Regions from separate parts of the Mus musculus genome. Here region 1 is linked to region 2. Evidence: chromatin loops called from intact Hi-C (ENCODE). Cell type or tissue: left cerebral cortex. All regions are shown on one strand.

Region 1 (8,000 bases), 60 kb after region 2:
TGAGGAAAGACAAACACGGTATATATTCACTTATGAATGGATATTACCTATGAATTAAAGGATAACCATGGTAAAACCCACAGACCCAAAGAAGCTAAATAACAAGGAGGGTGTACTGGCTAGTTTTGTGTCAACTTGACACAGCTGGAGTTGTCACAGAGAAAGGAGCTTCAGTTGAGGAAATGCCTCCATGAGATACAACTGTAAGGCATTTTCTCAATTAGTGATCAAGGGGGAAGGGCCCCTTGTGGGTGGGACCATCTCTGGGCTGGTAGTCTTGGTTCTATAGGAGAGTAGGCTGAGCAAGCCAGGGGAAGCAAGCCAGTAAAGAACATCCCTCCATGGCCTCTGCATCAGCTCCTGCTTCCTGACCTGTTTGAGTTCCAGTCCTGACTTCCTTGGTGATTAACAGCAGTATGGAATTGTAAGCTGAATAAACCCTTCCCTCCCCAACTTGCTTCTTGGTCATGATGTTTGTGCAGGAATAGAAACCCTGACTAAGATAGAGAGCTTAAGGGGTGATACTTCAATCTCACTGAGAAGGGGAAACAGAATGACATCAAGGCTGGATCAGGAAGAAGATTGTCATAGGGATAGGAACACGAGGGGCTAGGTGGGGAGAAAATGGAGGGAGAAAGTAATGGGAGGGACAACTTGAATGGGGAGGGGCATCTCTTGGACAAGCTAGAAACCTAGGGCAATGTAAAAATCCCAGGAACCTATGAGGGTGACTATAGCTAAGACTACTAATAACGGAAGATAGGAAGCTTGATTTTCAAGACTTCCAATAGAGGAACTGGGACACCAACCCAGCCACAAAACCTTCAGCTTATACCTTGTCCTGCCTACAAGATGTGCAGGGGTAAAGATGGAGCAGAAATTAAAGGAATGGCCAACCAATGACTGGTCCACCTTGAGACCCATGCCATGAGAAGGAGCCCACCCCTGATACTGTTAATAATATTGTATTATACGGCTGGGCAGTGGTAGCACATGCCTTTAATCCCAGCACTTGGGAGGCAGAGGCAGGCATATTTCTGAGTTCAGAGCCAGCCTGATCTACAGAGAGAGTTCCAGGACAGCCAGGGCTATACAGAGAAACCCTGTCTCAAAAAAAAAATTGTATTATATTTGCAGAAAGGAGCTTAGCATAACTACTATCAGAGAGATTTCACCCAACAACTAATGGAATCAGATGCAGAGGTCCACAGCCAAACATTAAGTGGAGCTTGGGGAAGTCAGTGGAAGAGGGGATGGAAAGATTGAAGGAGCCAGAGGGGTCAAGAAAACCTATAGAATCAACTAACTTGGGCCCATAGGGCTCACAGACGCTGAACCAATAATCAGGGAGCCTGCATGGGGTAGACCTAGGCCCTCTGCACATAAGTAAAAGTAGTGTAGCTTGGTCTTCATTTGCTTTTGAGACCCTTTCCCCTACTGGGCTGCCTTGTCCAGTCTCAGTAGGAGAGGATGCTCCTAGTCTTCCTGCAACATGATATGCCAAGGCTGGTTGGCATCCGTGAATGGCCTTCCCTTTTCTGAAGAGAAAGGGAGGAGGAGTGGATGGGAAAGGGAGGACTAGGAAGAAGGGTTGAGGGGAAACTGTGGTCAGGATGTGAATTTAATTAATTAATCAACTAATTAATTAACTAATTTTTTAAAAAAGTCTTTTGAAGTTATTCTTAGGTTCAGGTGAAGTTGAGTGATAGAGCTTACCCAGCATGCAGAAGGTCCTGGGTTCCATATGCACACACACATGCATAGACACACACATATACACATATACATATTTACACACATACATACACACACATACACACACACATTTATATCAGAGGACATCAAGTGTCTTCTTCTATCACTCTCACCCCTATGTCCTTGAGATGCTTGCTCTCTCGCACTCTCTCTCACTTGTTCTCTCCTCTCTCTCCCTTCTCTCTCCCCCCTCTCTCTCCCCTCTCTCTCTCTCCTTTCTCTCTCTCTTCTCTCCCCTCTCTCTCTCCCCCTCTCTCTCCTTTCTCTCTCCTCTTCTCTCTCTCTCTCTCTCTCTCTCTCTCTCTCTCTCTCTCTCTCTCTCTCCCCCTCTCTCTCTCCCCCCTCTCTCTCTCCTTTCTTTCTCTCTTCTCCCCCCTCTCTCTCCTTTCTCTCTCCTCTCCTCTTCTCTCTCTCTCTCTCTCTCTCTCTCTCTCTCTCTCTCCCCCTCTCTCTCTCCTCTCTCTCTCTGAACTTGAAGCTTCCTGGTCCCACTGGGCTGCCTAGCTAATGAGTGTCAAAGATCAGCCTGTCTCCATCCCTCAGCAATGAGGTTATGAACACACATGGCCATATCTGCTTTTTTGTAGGTAGTGAGGATCTGAACTCAAGTCCTCCAGCTTGTGCAGCAAGCACTCCTACCCACTGAGCCATCTCCCCAACCTGGCACTCGGCCTTGTACTAGTACTGAAAAATTAATACAAGATGAATGGTATTTTGACATCTGATCAAGGCTTAATTCTAGTACAACTAACTACACAGACTGAAACACCACTCATGGCAGATCCTGCACATTTTTATGTGACTGTTTATTTATACTTCTCCTCTCTTGGCTCCACAGAATAAGCTCTTGTTCCACATTAAGTAACCTTGTGTGTTTATTCCCCCCTCACTGTCTGGGAGTCTAGTCCAAGTGTCTGGCAGAGAACCTTGATAGGGGATTGCAGAGAGTGGTCTGGCCATCAGACAAAGAGACAAGGAACACCCATTGCCATCCCAGAGGCTGGGCTCACTAGGTGTTGAGTGGGCCACCCAGACTAGGAGATACCAGTTGGTTTCCTTTGGCGTTACACTATAGTAAATTCCTTGGAAGCAAGGAGATGTTGTGGTTAAAATGGAGTTTAAACACCAGTGACATGGATCTGAATGTTAACTGTGCCATTTCTTGCTGTGCAATTATCAGCAAATCACCTGAATCCCCTGAGATCCTTTTTTTTTTTTATCTGTCACAGCAGGTGGAGGTGAAGAATGCACCCAATGATAGATAGGAAGAAGAACTTAGAGAATGACAGTTTACAAAATGTCTCTAAAGGTGCTGCATGCATTAGCGCTTGGGAACCAGTACTAACTTGGAGCTTTCCACTAAAATTCTCTACGCTTTGATGCAGGAAGTGTGGAGTCCAGCTTCCTCGGGGTAACTTCCATGATGTGGTCTGTTCAAATCAATAATGTGCTGCTATAGCAAGATGCCTGAGGCTCAGTAACATGTACTGCATAGAAATGTGTTGGTTTGCCGTTCTAGAGCCTGGCAAGTCCCGGATGAAGGAGCTGCCACTCCAGTGATGGCTCGTGCACTAAACCATCCTCTGGCAGAAAGGCAAACAGTGGCTGAGTGGTAACGCTTTTGTGGGTGCATTTGTAGCCTGACTCTTCTCACGAAGTCCCACCTCCAAGTAATGTTTGCATCGGGCTGAAGTTTCTAGCACATGTTTTTAAGGGACACATTCAAACCAGAAAATCATCTCAAGATCCTGTCCAAAAGGTTGATTGTTAAATATGAAAGGCATGTAAGAACGGCCCAGTTAAGGTGAAACCTAGAACTGTCTGACCTAGCACTCTCTGGCAGACCCTTGCTGGTTTCTGTTGTGCTTCTCCTTACGCGCTGTCAGCAGCGAGGCAGAGACCTTCAACTTCTCATTTGGTAAAGAAGTAAAATGCTTCTGCGTGACTTTGCATGGTTGCCAAGGAGATAACTTCTGGTGAGCTGGAAACACAGAATATTTAAAAATAAAACTCTTTGGGCTGGGACAATGGTTCAGGAGGTAAAATGATTGCCATATAAGCACAAAGACTTGCGTTCATGTCTCCCAGGACCATATAAAACGCTGAGAATGGCAGCGTGGGCTCATACTTCTCCTGCTGGCCAGGCAGAGAAAAGAGGGTCCCTGGAGCATGGTCACTAGCTCATCCTGTGCAGTTGGCAACTCTGACTTCAATGAAAGATCGTCCTCAAAAGCTATGATGGTAAGCAATAGAGGAAGACACCTATCATGACCCCTCACCACTACACGCGTGCGCACACCCATTCGCTACATGGGCAAAAGCTTAAAAATAAATAAATAAAATAAGGCAAATATAATTTTTCCAATGTTTCCTGTAAAAGTCAGGTGTGATGGTGCGTGATTGTAATCCCATCACTTGGAAGGTAAAGGCAAGAGGCCCAGGAGCTCAAGGCCATCCTCCATTATGTGGGTCATAATGATCAACTGTTTCAAACTAAAGTAAGTAAACAAGTAAATATCCCCTGAAGACATTAAATGCCATAAAAATGTGATGTTTATCATAAGTCACACATATATGTATATACACATACATATACAACCTCATCTTTAATAGACCAAAATTATTCTGTTAACTTTATTTTTTTCTTTTCTTTTTTCTTTCTCTTTTTGCTGTTTGTTTTGTTTTGTTTTTTGAGATGGCATTTCTCTATGCAGCCACGACTGTCCTGGAACTCACTCTGAAAACTAGGCTGGCCTCAAACTCACAGAAATCTGTCACCTCTGACTCCTGATTTCTAGGTTTAAAAAAGTGCACTGTCTTGTAATTCTTTTTGGTCTCCTATAAGTAGCAAATAAAAATATGGATATAAATGGAATTATTTTTTTAGTTTCCTGTGGCTTTGGTGTTGAAGGCGGCAAAGAAATATTTCCTGACTGAATTATCATGAATTACTATAAACAGGCAATTTATCAAGACAACACAAATACATAATTGTATAAGTAATCATTAAACACAAAATGTACACTTACATCAGAGAAAACACAATCCCAGAGACCTCTACCCAAAGCAGACAGGTCTTCCCAACCTTATTCCTCCCTTGCGATCATTGCTGACATCACTGTTACACGTCCTGTGAGACCCTCTTCATGGAAAGAGGCAAACTATAATGGGAAGGATTTCAGCATGGAAGCACTAATTACTCAGGCTGGCGCTGATGAGGTGATCGATCATCAAAATTATTTAATGATTGAATTCTCTAGCAACTCGATTAGGTCTTTTCTTAATTTTCATGAAAGCGAAGAATCAGAAACCTCCTGGGATTTGCAGAAAGATGTATTACTCCATCAATAGATCATTAATTTTCTTTACTTAAAAAAAAAAATTGGTTTTGGTCTGGCTTCCCAGAGCCCTAGTCCCCTGAGGCAATGGCTGGCTAGTGAGATGAGGAATGGAGAGAAATGTGTCTTGTGTCTGTGATGTGGTTATTAAATAGAAGGATCAAAAAGGAGAGCTCTCAGTTCCATCTAACAGCTCCCCACCATCCGGTGCTCAAAAGAACTATTTTAGGAATAAGTAAAATTAAAAAAAAAAAAAATCGCTAGCCCTGTGTGACCTTAGAAGGTGAGCATCTAGTCCTAAGGATCCAGGTACCCAAACTGGAAGGTCTTGGAATCTCTGCTAGGAGCTAAGTCTCCATGATGAATGGCTACACAGCTAGAGCTCCTCTGACATCTTCAAAGGGCCTCTTCCAGGCCCTCGCAGCACCCTTCCGAATGTCAGAGTCCAGTACAAGGAACTCTCAGAGAAGGGAATTCGGAAGTCCACCCTATTGTTGTTGTTCTTTATTTTAGAGATTCACAATTAATCTGGTGTGACACTCCACGCTGAATCTCTGATGCCTGGCATACAGGACCATCCAAAGCAAGCGTAGCCACTACCTCTCAGTTTCCAGAGGGACGATCCTGCTCTTCTCTCCATGGACAGCTCTCCCTTCTGCACGTGCTTCCTGCTAACGCTAGCCATGCCTTGTTAGAAGTGCTAATAGATCAGGAGAGTCTCTGAACAACCATAACCATACAGATGTTTCCTAAGTGTTTCTATTCATTCTTAAGTGCAAAAAGGTAAACATGGTGTTTCCCTGGCTAACCTTGCCATTAGACAGTACGGAGCCAGTCAACAGAGTATTATCATTAAATGTAAAATGAAAATTTAAATTTAGACGTGTGGAGTGTACATACATAGAGGTTCGTGTGCGTGTGTGTGTGTGTGTGTGTGTGTGCGTGCGCGTGCGCGTGCGTGTGCGTGTGTGTGTGTGTGTGTGTGTGTGTGTGTTAAAGAGAGAGGGAGAAAGAGATTGCATCTAAGAGTACAAGCCTGTCTTTCATTATACCCGGAGCTGCATGATATTTTTTTTTTTTTTGATCATCTGGTTTAAATTTTCCATTTCTCATTGCAAAACTCACAGTCAGGCTGAATAATAATGGAGATGAGTATACAGATTTCGAGGACCACAGCTGGGGAGCAAGACCTCCTAAGTTGTTTACTGCATGGGAATGCGGGTCAGGTCTCCATCGTTAGCATATGGTATGGGACATCTTAGCATCCTGTGATTTCTCTAATCCTCAGAAGAGAGACAAAAATAAGCCCTTTCGGGCTAGAGAAATCAGAGTTCAGTGGGCAAAGTGCTTGTGGTGTAAGTGCGGGGGCCTGAACTGAGTCATCAAATCCCACATTCAAACACCAGTACAGTTCTACACCTGAACTCCCAGAACTGAGTCCTGGGCCTGGCGGCCAGCTGGAATAGCCTACTGGGCAAGCTCTAGGTCAATGATGGGGCTCTGTCTCAAAGAAAATAAAAAATAAGAAATTAAGGTGAATGAATCTGAAAAACAGCAGCCAGGTTTAACCTATGGCCTGCACACGCACATACACACATACATGTGCATCTACAACACACGTGTGCCACACGTGTCACACACACACACCTCCTTTCCCTTTATTCAGCAGCAAGACAGTAAGTTAGAAGTTAACCAACTGTCTATGATGTCTTCACGTACATTTTGGTTAGCAAAGAAATGGCATCAGACTCTCTCTCCACGGCTGGTACTTAAAGTCCACACAGATCAGTTGGTATCTATTGGGAGAACTGGAGGAGAGCCTGCACTGTCTCCCCCCTCCGCCCCCTTTTGCATGCAGGAAGCTATAGAATTGACAGGATCTCTGTTGAAACGTCTGTCCTCACCTGTGAAGTTAGAAACTAGCTAATGAATATTTATAAGCCTCCTCTAGCCAAGGAAGGCAGATGAGAACAGTTGGAAGAAAGAAGATAAAGAAAGAATCAAATCTAGCTTTAAAAAAAAACAAAAACAAAAACAAAATCAAAAACTGTTGAGATTTCTTTTAGAATGTAAATCCTTTTGCAGGGGAAACAAGAGCGAGAGGGGTGGGGGGAGGGAGGGAATTCAGTCCTTACAGTTGAAGAGGAAATTTAGCAGCTGAAATGTGACAGGGTCAAGCCCTTAGCACCCCATATCATGGCGAAAGCGGTCTCTGGTCTCGCAAGCCTGAAAGCTAGACCACAGACACCGCAGAGCATCTGTTGGGAGAGCAGATGCATTATCGCGAGCGGTGATTAAAAGCGATCCCAGGTGTGAGGAACAGCTAGCTGGAGCTGATTTCCCAGCATGCCTCTGCTGATTGAGTCCCTGAGAGAAAGCAGCCCTGCTTTTCTCTCCTTGGTCTCTAAGGAGGAAGTAGGGAATTGGGAGAAGCAGGCAAGGCAAGCGGGTAGCATAAATCTGTCCTGAGGATTTCCTGGGAAAGCAGCTTCGACGCTGCTTGGTTTTCCCCGGGCTGGAGGTGATCACACACCCCGGGCTGTGGTGGGCACATCCTGTGTCAGGGCCACCAGCGCAGTTGCAGGTTTCTGTCCTGCGAGTGCGAGTGCGTCTGTGCTGACATAAGTCTTAGGGACGCAACAGCAGAGGAAAGGCATCTCCTTTCCCGTCAGTCTGTGAAGCTGGCATGTTGCAGGAAAGCAATCCGTAGGGCAGTGGGCTCTCAACCTGTGGGTCATGGCCACCAGCCTATTGGAAAAATATTTCTGATGGTCTTAGGAGCCTCCGACCATAAATTGATTTCCGTTGCTATTTCTTAACTAATTTTGCTACTGAGTGCTGTCTCAGTCCCTCAGACCACTGGAAATAGGTATTTACCCGCGGTCACGAATCACAGGTTGAGAACCG
Region 2 (8,000 bases):
CCACTTGGGTTTGATCCCCAAAATTCACATACCATCCCATGAAGTTACAATGTCTTAGAAGCAGTGCTACATCCACAAATGTCATGAAACAAATGAGTCAGGTGCCTGAGATGGGGGAACTTCTAAAAATCAAAATCTAGCAAGGCCGGATAGATCAGTTAGCACACTGAAGATGAGCTCAGAGGGGGCCCCCCAAAATGTGTCAATGTCACCTTAAGGAATGAAAAAGCTACTTCCTCTTGGATTAGTTTGACCAAAAGCAAACCCAAATTTAAATTCTTCATTTTTCTCCCTGTGGCTTTTGTCTCTCTGTAGGTTGTGGTTACTGGCCTATCTCTATCTATCTCTTGTACCTGTCTGATCCGTCTGTCCCTACTACCCATGTCTTGTGCTGGGCGTCTGTTCTGTCCTGTGTGTGTGTGTGTGTGTGTGTGTGTGTGTGTGTGTGTGTGTGTGTGTGTACACACATGCATGCACGCACACGCGTGCACCTGTACCTAGTAAAAGTATTTACTCTGTTTTTCATGAACAACGGAGAAAACTTAGGATGGGAAAGAAGTAAGGAGTTCTTTCAGAAATCTTCAAGAGTTTTATGAGGAAAGAAGTTACTTTGCGCACCTAGAACAGCAAACAAAACCACATCCCATCAACCTGCATCCACATGCTGCATCCCCCATGTATGGGATCTTTGCTGACCTGTCGACAGTTCTCAGTAAATACTACAACACACACATACACTGTTCTGGGTAAGGGCAAGAAAGAGTACATAACTTCTGATTTAAGCTATGCACTTAACGTAGGTTGTAAAAGCTAACCACATGAGAAATCCCCTGCACAGTAAGTTCGATACACTGTTTTCTTAAAGGCGGGTTAGATTTAAACTTGAGAAGTTCAGTCTTAAGTGACCTCAAGGAATATTATTAACTTAGTTGCAAAGCTGGAAAAAGTTGAGGCTCTTTGGAAACTCTTACTACAGCCAAGAACTCCCTGTGGCCTCTTCTTTCGTCTGTCTCTCTCTCTCTCTCTCTCTCTCTCTCTCTCTCTCTCTCTCTCTCTCCCTCTCCCTCTCCCTCTCCCTCTCCCTCTCCCTCTCCCTCTCCCTCTCCCTCTCTCCCTCTCCCTCTCCCTCTCTCTCTCTCTCTCTCTCTCTCTCTCTCTCTCTCTCTGTGTGTGTGTGTGTGTGTGTGTGTGTGTGTGTGTGTGTGTGTCCCTCTAGGCAGTCCCTTTCCTAAGTTTAAATTAGGGTTATGGGCTTAGATCATCCCTTCTCCTCAAGCCCCTGATCCAAGCGAAGGCCAGTCTTTCCAGTAAACACCCTCCCCTCCGGGGTTTTCTCAACCTCTTTCCATCTCAGAAGAGTTAAGGAAGGTGCCCTTACCATGCATGGCACCCCATGCATCACCCTCCCCAAAAGAAAGGGGAGGCCCACACCCTAGTCTCCCATGAAAACAAACCCAAGTTTCATCTCCAGGTTCCCACCCCCCTGCCCTCACCAGCCCAGACTCTGCCTGGGCAGGTATATTCTGGAGTGCTAGGCAGCCCTACCTCTACCTGGCAGACATTAAATTAGCCTTATGCGATTCAGAAGTCTAGGAAAGGGGATTTTCAAAAGTGGAAAGAAATCCACCAGCCCAGTCCAGCCCGCTGATTTTCCAACTAGAGGAGAGGAAAATGGATCAACAAGAAGACAATCTTCCTACGGTCTCAGAACTTGCAAACTCCCCCTCCCACAGATGGGCAAAGCTTGCAGAACTGACTCTCACTAGCCTAGTGTCTGCTAGCCAGAAATCAAGTGGACAAAGTCCCGCCAGCCGTTTTTCTCATCTTACCAGCGCTTCTCACATATTACCACAGAAGCTTGCCACAGGAACATATACGGTATGCAGTTAACTAGTCGTTCTTACCAGAAGGGCTCAATGCATCCCGCTTTACCATCCCTCTCAGCTACGTTACCAAGAACAAGTTAGCCCACTCCCAATCTATAGGAGTGAGGTCTAGCTTCAATGGGTTGGAGCTAGCCAGGCTAAGAACCAGGTCACAGCTCAGGCCCCAAAGGTGTCTTCCACCGTGCATCACACTCTCTTCAGAACAGGAATGGCTAACCCCAGCATAGTTAGTTACATTTGTGTGTTTTGCCTCTGACTTCTGTGAGTCCTTGTATCAGAACCAGCTACATGGACAATGTCAGTTTGTCCTGCTAGCAGCTGGAGCACAGAACAACAGCCCAGATAAAGCCAGGAAGCGACCTCCGAGCCTCAGGGAATCTGGCTTCTGCAGTGCTGGCCTTGGAGCAGCCGGACAGGGAGTGGGTGGGGGTAGCAGCAGACACAGGCAAAGCCTGCCTGTGGGCAGATAACCATAAGAACAGCTCGGCAGGATTCAGTATTCACTCACACATTCACAGAGCATTTACTGAGCACATGGGAAACAAGCCACAGGGGTCAGGCCTGGCAAGATGGCTCTGCAGGTAAAGGACCTGACTTTGATTCAGAACCCACACGGTGGGAGAAAAAAACTGAGTCATACAAATTGTCCTAATTTCCAGATACATGCTGTGGCTTGCACATGTGCACATGCATGTACACACACACACACACACACACACACACACACACACACACACACTAAATATAATAAAATCTTTTACAAAGAGCACTGGAGTCAGAGGAGGGAGTGGGCTAGCAAAGGAGGTGCTGATATGGGGAATGGGATGGTCCAGAATTCTAAGACACACTCTGCCCTAAGAGGAGACTTATCAAACCAAAACTCCACAGTCACAAGGGCCAACATCTTGTGGGGTGTGCTCTCTTCATCTGGTCCCTGGGCTGCTTTCATCCATAGCATCACCACACAAACAGATAAAAACAGACACATGGGCCGTACATAGTGCTGTCTGTATACAAATAATTCAACCCTTGCTGAAAAGAAGACCAGAGAAGAGGGGATGAATCCTGAACCAGTGGAAGACAGAAGATGCTTGGAGTAGACGGACTGTTCTGAAAGACACACTAATGGCAGATACAAGCTATTCTGTATTTGCCCACACACAAATGTAACACCAAACATGGACCCTAATGAAAGCCATGGGGCCCGTGTGATAACAGTATCTATAACTGTAGGCTGACAGATCCTTAAAGCCATGTCCCACCCTGCTGGGGGTGTTGACAGTCAGGGAGGCTGCACATATGTGAAGGCAGCAGGTATGTGGGAGTTTCCTGCATCTCTATCCCACTTGCTGTGCTATAAGAAACAAAATCTATTTTTTTCTAGTTTGGTATATGTGTGTGTGTATAGGTGTGCTTACAAGTGTACACAGGTGTGTGCAGACAGTAGGGATCAATGTCTGATCTAATCCCTAGTTGTTCTTCAGTTTTGCTTTATTAGAGAGAGTCTCTCTCTCTCTCTCTCTCTCTCTCTCTCTCTCTCTCTCTCTCTCTCTCTCTCTCTCTCAACCTGAAACTCACTGGTTTGTCTAATTTGGCTGGCCAGTGAAGTTCAGGGATCCTCCTGTCTCCCCCTCCTTCCACAGTCAGTACTTTCCTAAGCTCCTGACTAAACCAACTCCCTGGTGCCAAATCTAATTTTTCCTTTTTTTTCCTTCCCCCAAGACAATGCCTCACATAGCCCAGGCTGGCCTCCAATTGCTACATAGCCTAGGATGACCTTGAACTTCTGGACCTCCCACGTGGCCATCAGTTTATGCAGTTCTGGGAATCAAACCCAGAGCGTCAGTCATGTTAGGCAAGCATTCTGCCAAGTAAGGACCACCCCCAGCCCGCAAACCTAGTCTTTACAAACCACTGCCTCCTCTCAATCATAAAATGATTAAATGGGGTGAGGGCTCTGAGTCACCCACTAGCCCACACTGTCTCTATACCAACGCTCTCCACAGCAGCCATCACCTCATGCTCTGGCCTGGACAAAGACTCTCACACGTCAGCAGAGGGCGCTGCACAGCATGGCAGGCTTCTGAGTGCCCCACCCCATGCCTCCCACCATCAGGGGTTCGGGCTCTGAAGAGGCATCCACTTAGAAGTCCAGACTCTGCCACCATGAGCTCTACCCCACGCTGCAATGGCAGGTAAATGCCCATGGGTCACAAGGCAGGCCCTTTGGGACTCACTAAACCTGAGACCCCCCCTTTCTCCCGTGGGACACTTCCTCGTCTGTGTCTCAATGTCTGTGCTGAACGCTGCATGGACATCTCACCTAGATCTCAAAACTCAGAAAGGGGACCATTCTTGTAGCCCATAGCCAAAGCTAAGGCTCGGTGACACTGAAGGACATAAACGCGCTTGCAGAGTTCATAAGAAACAGAGCTAAGATGCTACCCTAGGTCTGTCCCAGTCCAGATTCTGAGATGCCATCCACCTTCAGTAATTTCGGGACTGTCATTCCTCAGTGCTGCCTCGATGTCCCTGATGCTCACTGATACTGGATACATAAAGCTCCTTATTATTGTTATTTGGTGTGTGTGTGTGTGCGTGTGCATGCAAACATGTGCACAGTGGGGGGATGCACACACCACAACATGTATGCGGTGGTCAGAAGACAACTCTCTTCCATCTCAGTCCGTCAGGTCCATCAAACCAGCCGTCCGTATAGATCTTAAAGGAGGAGGGCAAACCCCCACCCTTAGAATAGGCACTTAGATTGCAGTGTTGGCAACCAGAGCTTCTAAAAGCCTCCGTCATCAGCAGGTCCCTCCAGAAAGTGATGCCCCCACCCCCCAGGCAAGAGAGAAATCCATTTGCTACAGAGATTGTCTCGAGGCTTTAGAAGTGACCTCCACAGAGGGCTTCAATTAATTAGTGTTTCTCATAACAGAATCCAGGCTCCCCTGGGGCCTCTCCAGTAAGATTTCATAAGCAGTATTTTAAACACTGGACCATGTGCTCTGCTGCCTCCATTGGCAGTCTCAATATTTCATCCCAAACAGACACGCGTTAAGTGCCTATTGTTCATCAACAGAATTGGATGTGAGAAGACCAAAGTCTCGCTCATTACCCGCTTCAGATAAATACTCACTGGGGTCATGCCTGGATATGGGCTCCATCTTTTTCTGGAGCCACAGTGCACATGAACAAGCTCAGCCTGGACTTGTGCATGGCGGGGTCTGGATGGTATCAACTGTGTGGTCGAAGGAACCCAATACATCATCTGGACAGAAGTCACTCTCCAGCTCTAAAACGTGTACCTCACTCTCATTTCAGGATGAAAGGCTCAAGGCTTTTAAATTTAAGTATTTGAAAGGAAGGAACGAATTCTTACTGCTGCCCTTTAACACGTACCTTGACTTAATCTACACCACCAGCCGTGTGGCAGAGCCTTGAGGTCCTGTGACAGCAAGGATGAGGTAGTGAAGAAGCAGAAAGAAACTGTAGGGCCTGTTGGAGTTGGGGGGTTAGTCAGTGAAGAGACACCATGACCACAGCAACTCTTACAAAGGAAAGCATTCAGTTGGGGCTGTTGCAGTTTCAGAGGTTTAGTCCACTGTCATCATGGTGGGAAGCATGGCAGTGTGCAGGTGGCCGGGATGCTGGAGGAAGAGCTCGAGAGTTCTACTCAGATCCACAAGCAACAGGCAGAGAGTGACACTGGGCCTGACTTGAGCATTTGGAAGCCTCAAAGCCCATCCCCAGTGACCCACTTTCTCTAACAAGCCCCACCCACTCCAACAAGGCCATGCCTCCTAAGCACCCCCCCCCCATCAAGTAGCACCACTCTCCAATGAGAAGCATTCAAATCTATGAGTCTAAGGGGGCCACTCCCATTCAACCCACCACAGCCCCCAAATATGGGGGGGAGTGAAAAATACTCATGAAGAAAGAAAGAAAAAGAAAGAAAGAAAGAAAGAAAGAAAGAAAGAAAGAAAGAAAGAAAGAAAGAAAGAAAGAAAGAAAAAGAAAGAAGGGAGGGAGGGAGGGAGGGAGGGAGGGAGGGAGGAAGGAAGGAAGGAAGGAAGGAAGGAAGGAAGGAGCACACAAGCCAGGGTGGGCAGAAAGCAAGCAAGCTGAGAGCTGGGGCAAGCAACCTGGGGTCTCTGTGGAGGGAATAATGAGTGGAGGAATGGAGGAAGGAAGAAAAGAAGGAAGGAAGGAGGGAGGGAAGGAGGAAGAAAGGAAGAGAGAGAAGGAGGGAGAAGAAGAAGGGAGGGAGAGAAAATGATGGAGGGAGGAAAGGAGAAAGAGAGGAAGAGAGGGAGGAAGGAAAAAGGGAAGAGGGGAGAGAAGAGGAAGGGAATCTAGAAACCACAGGCACTTGATCTCTGGTAAGCCAAGTACTGAGGACTACAACCATGTCCCCATGTCCCTGAAAACTAGAAAGCTGTCCTTCTCTCAGAGCCTCTTTCCAGCCCTGGGGCCAGGACACAGAAGGAAGGACTTTCCCTGAGATACAGAACCAACTGGAGCACATCTACAGCTCACCATCTACAGCTCACCATCTACAGCTCACATCTACAGCTCACATCTACAGCTCACATCTACAGCTCACATCTACAGCTCACATCTACAGCTCACATCTACAGCTCACATCTACAGCTCACATCTACAGCTCACATCTACAGCTCACATCATCTACAGCTCACATCTACATCTCTGTCGCATCCTTTACAGCTCCAGGGGTATTTCAGATCAGAGCAATTTCAGTTTCATTTCTCTTGTTCTGTGCATGTAGACATGCACGTGCTTGTGTGTGTGTGTGTGTGTGTGTGTGCGTGTGCGTGTGCGTGTGCGTGTGCGTGTGCGTGTGTGTGTGTGTGTAGGCTATCCTCACTCACATGCTACACCCCTTGTTTGTTTTAGGCAAGGTCTCTCAATGAGCTTGTAGGCTGAGCTAGCTGGCCAGGGAGCCCCAGGGACTCACCGTGCAGCCTCAGCAATTGGCTTACCAGCATGTAGCACTATAACTTCCCTTCTCTTATGTGGTTCCTGGAGTTCAAACTCTGATCTGCCAGCTTGTGAGGCAAGTGCTTTACCTACTGAGCCATCTTGCCAGTAACTTTCAGCAGGACTATTTTACTCAACTACAAAGCTATGTGCAAAACCAAACAAACAAACAACAACCACCCAACTGTACACTTTTGAAACCCCGTGTCAGTGTCTGGATATAAAGTCGATACAGATAGGCTGGGCTGCAGAGATGGCTCAGAGTTTAAAGAGCACTGACTGCTCTTCCAGAGGTCCTGAGTTCAATTCCCAGCAACCACATGGTGGCTCACAACCATCTGAAATGGGATCCAATGCCCTCTTCTGGTGTGTCTGAAGAGAGTGATAGTGTACTCACATACATAAACTACAGACAGGCCCCATGCTAGCAGGTAGGGCTATGGGATAAGCCGTTGTCTTGCAGCCCTACTTTCTGACTTCCCTGACCTTTTTGTCTCTCTCTTCACAGCTTCCTGAGATGTTGCACTTCAGGGTTGGATTAGACAGTTTTCTGTCCCTGGCAGTCTGCATCCCACATCTGTGCAAAATTAACAGACTGGCCTCAAGAGTCCCAGGTCACCTCTGGGGGACCCTGAACGTTCCTGCCAACAGCATCTAGGCTTTGCTTAGCCCACCCACCCCCCAGGAGGGATGCATGATTCTGCCGGGTGTCACGGCTGAGATGAGATACAGCCTCTGAAGCCGGGCAGCATCCCAGAGAGTCTGGGCAGCCAGAGCCAAGACTGCCTAGGGGGACAGCAGGAAATCTCCCTGAGCACCAGGTTCACAGGCAGCATTTGTAAGCACTGAGATCCAGCAGCCTCAGAAATGTCCCTGCAGGCCTATGATAAAGGCAATGTATGCTGGGAAAGCTGAACGCTGAAACTAACCCCTGGGTAAGGGTGGCTCAGAGGGCCTCTGAGAGGGAGGAGGAATCTGGAAGAAAAAAAGGATAAAATCAAGACCCTGAGCTGGAAAGGTGGCTCAGGGGCTAAAACCCACGTGGAGCCAAGGATGAAAGCCTGGAGGCCCCAATTTGATCCCTGAAACTCCATAAAGTAGGAGGAAGGA

Evidence for each region. Hi-C counts contacts between places; a loop is a spot of excess contacts. Peaks named below come from ENCODE experiments on the same cell type or tissue, not always from the same donor. Only the 100,000 strongest peaks of a DNase experiment are listed, where the experiment ranks them.
Region 1: a loop joins it to region 2, with 2.6 times the contacts of the local background. A loop is called at or near these places in 3 of 42 quality-filtered maps.

Annotation. Positions count from the first base shown.
Region 1 is chr2:5,097,646-5,105,645 of GRCm38, reverse strand. Gm39755 (a long non-coding RNA gene) reads left to right here and starts at 2,208. Exons shown (of 3, transcript XR_865945.3): 1 at 2,208-3,996; 2 at 4,136-4,253; 3 at 4,451-4,630. In left cerebral cortex, no CTCF peak of the experiment used is centred here; DNase peaks (open chromatin) are centred at 3,424, 3,673, 6,897 and 7,504; H3K4me3 peaks cover 290 bases; H3K27ac peaks cover 343 bases.
Region 2 is chr2:5,157,271-5,165,270 of GRCm38, reverse strand. All of the region lies in intron 2 of Ccdc3 (coiled-coil domain containing 3), which reads right to left. Among named protein-coding and RNA genes, the nearest start is that of Ccdc3, 23 kb to the right of the region's middle. In left cerebral cortex, a CTCF peak has its summit at 3,939 (motif pointing right); DNase peaks (open chromatin) are centred at 1,724, 2,337, 3,174 and 3,620; H3K27ac peaks cover 560 bases.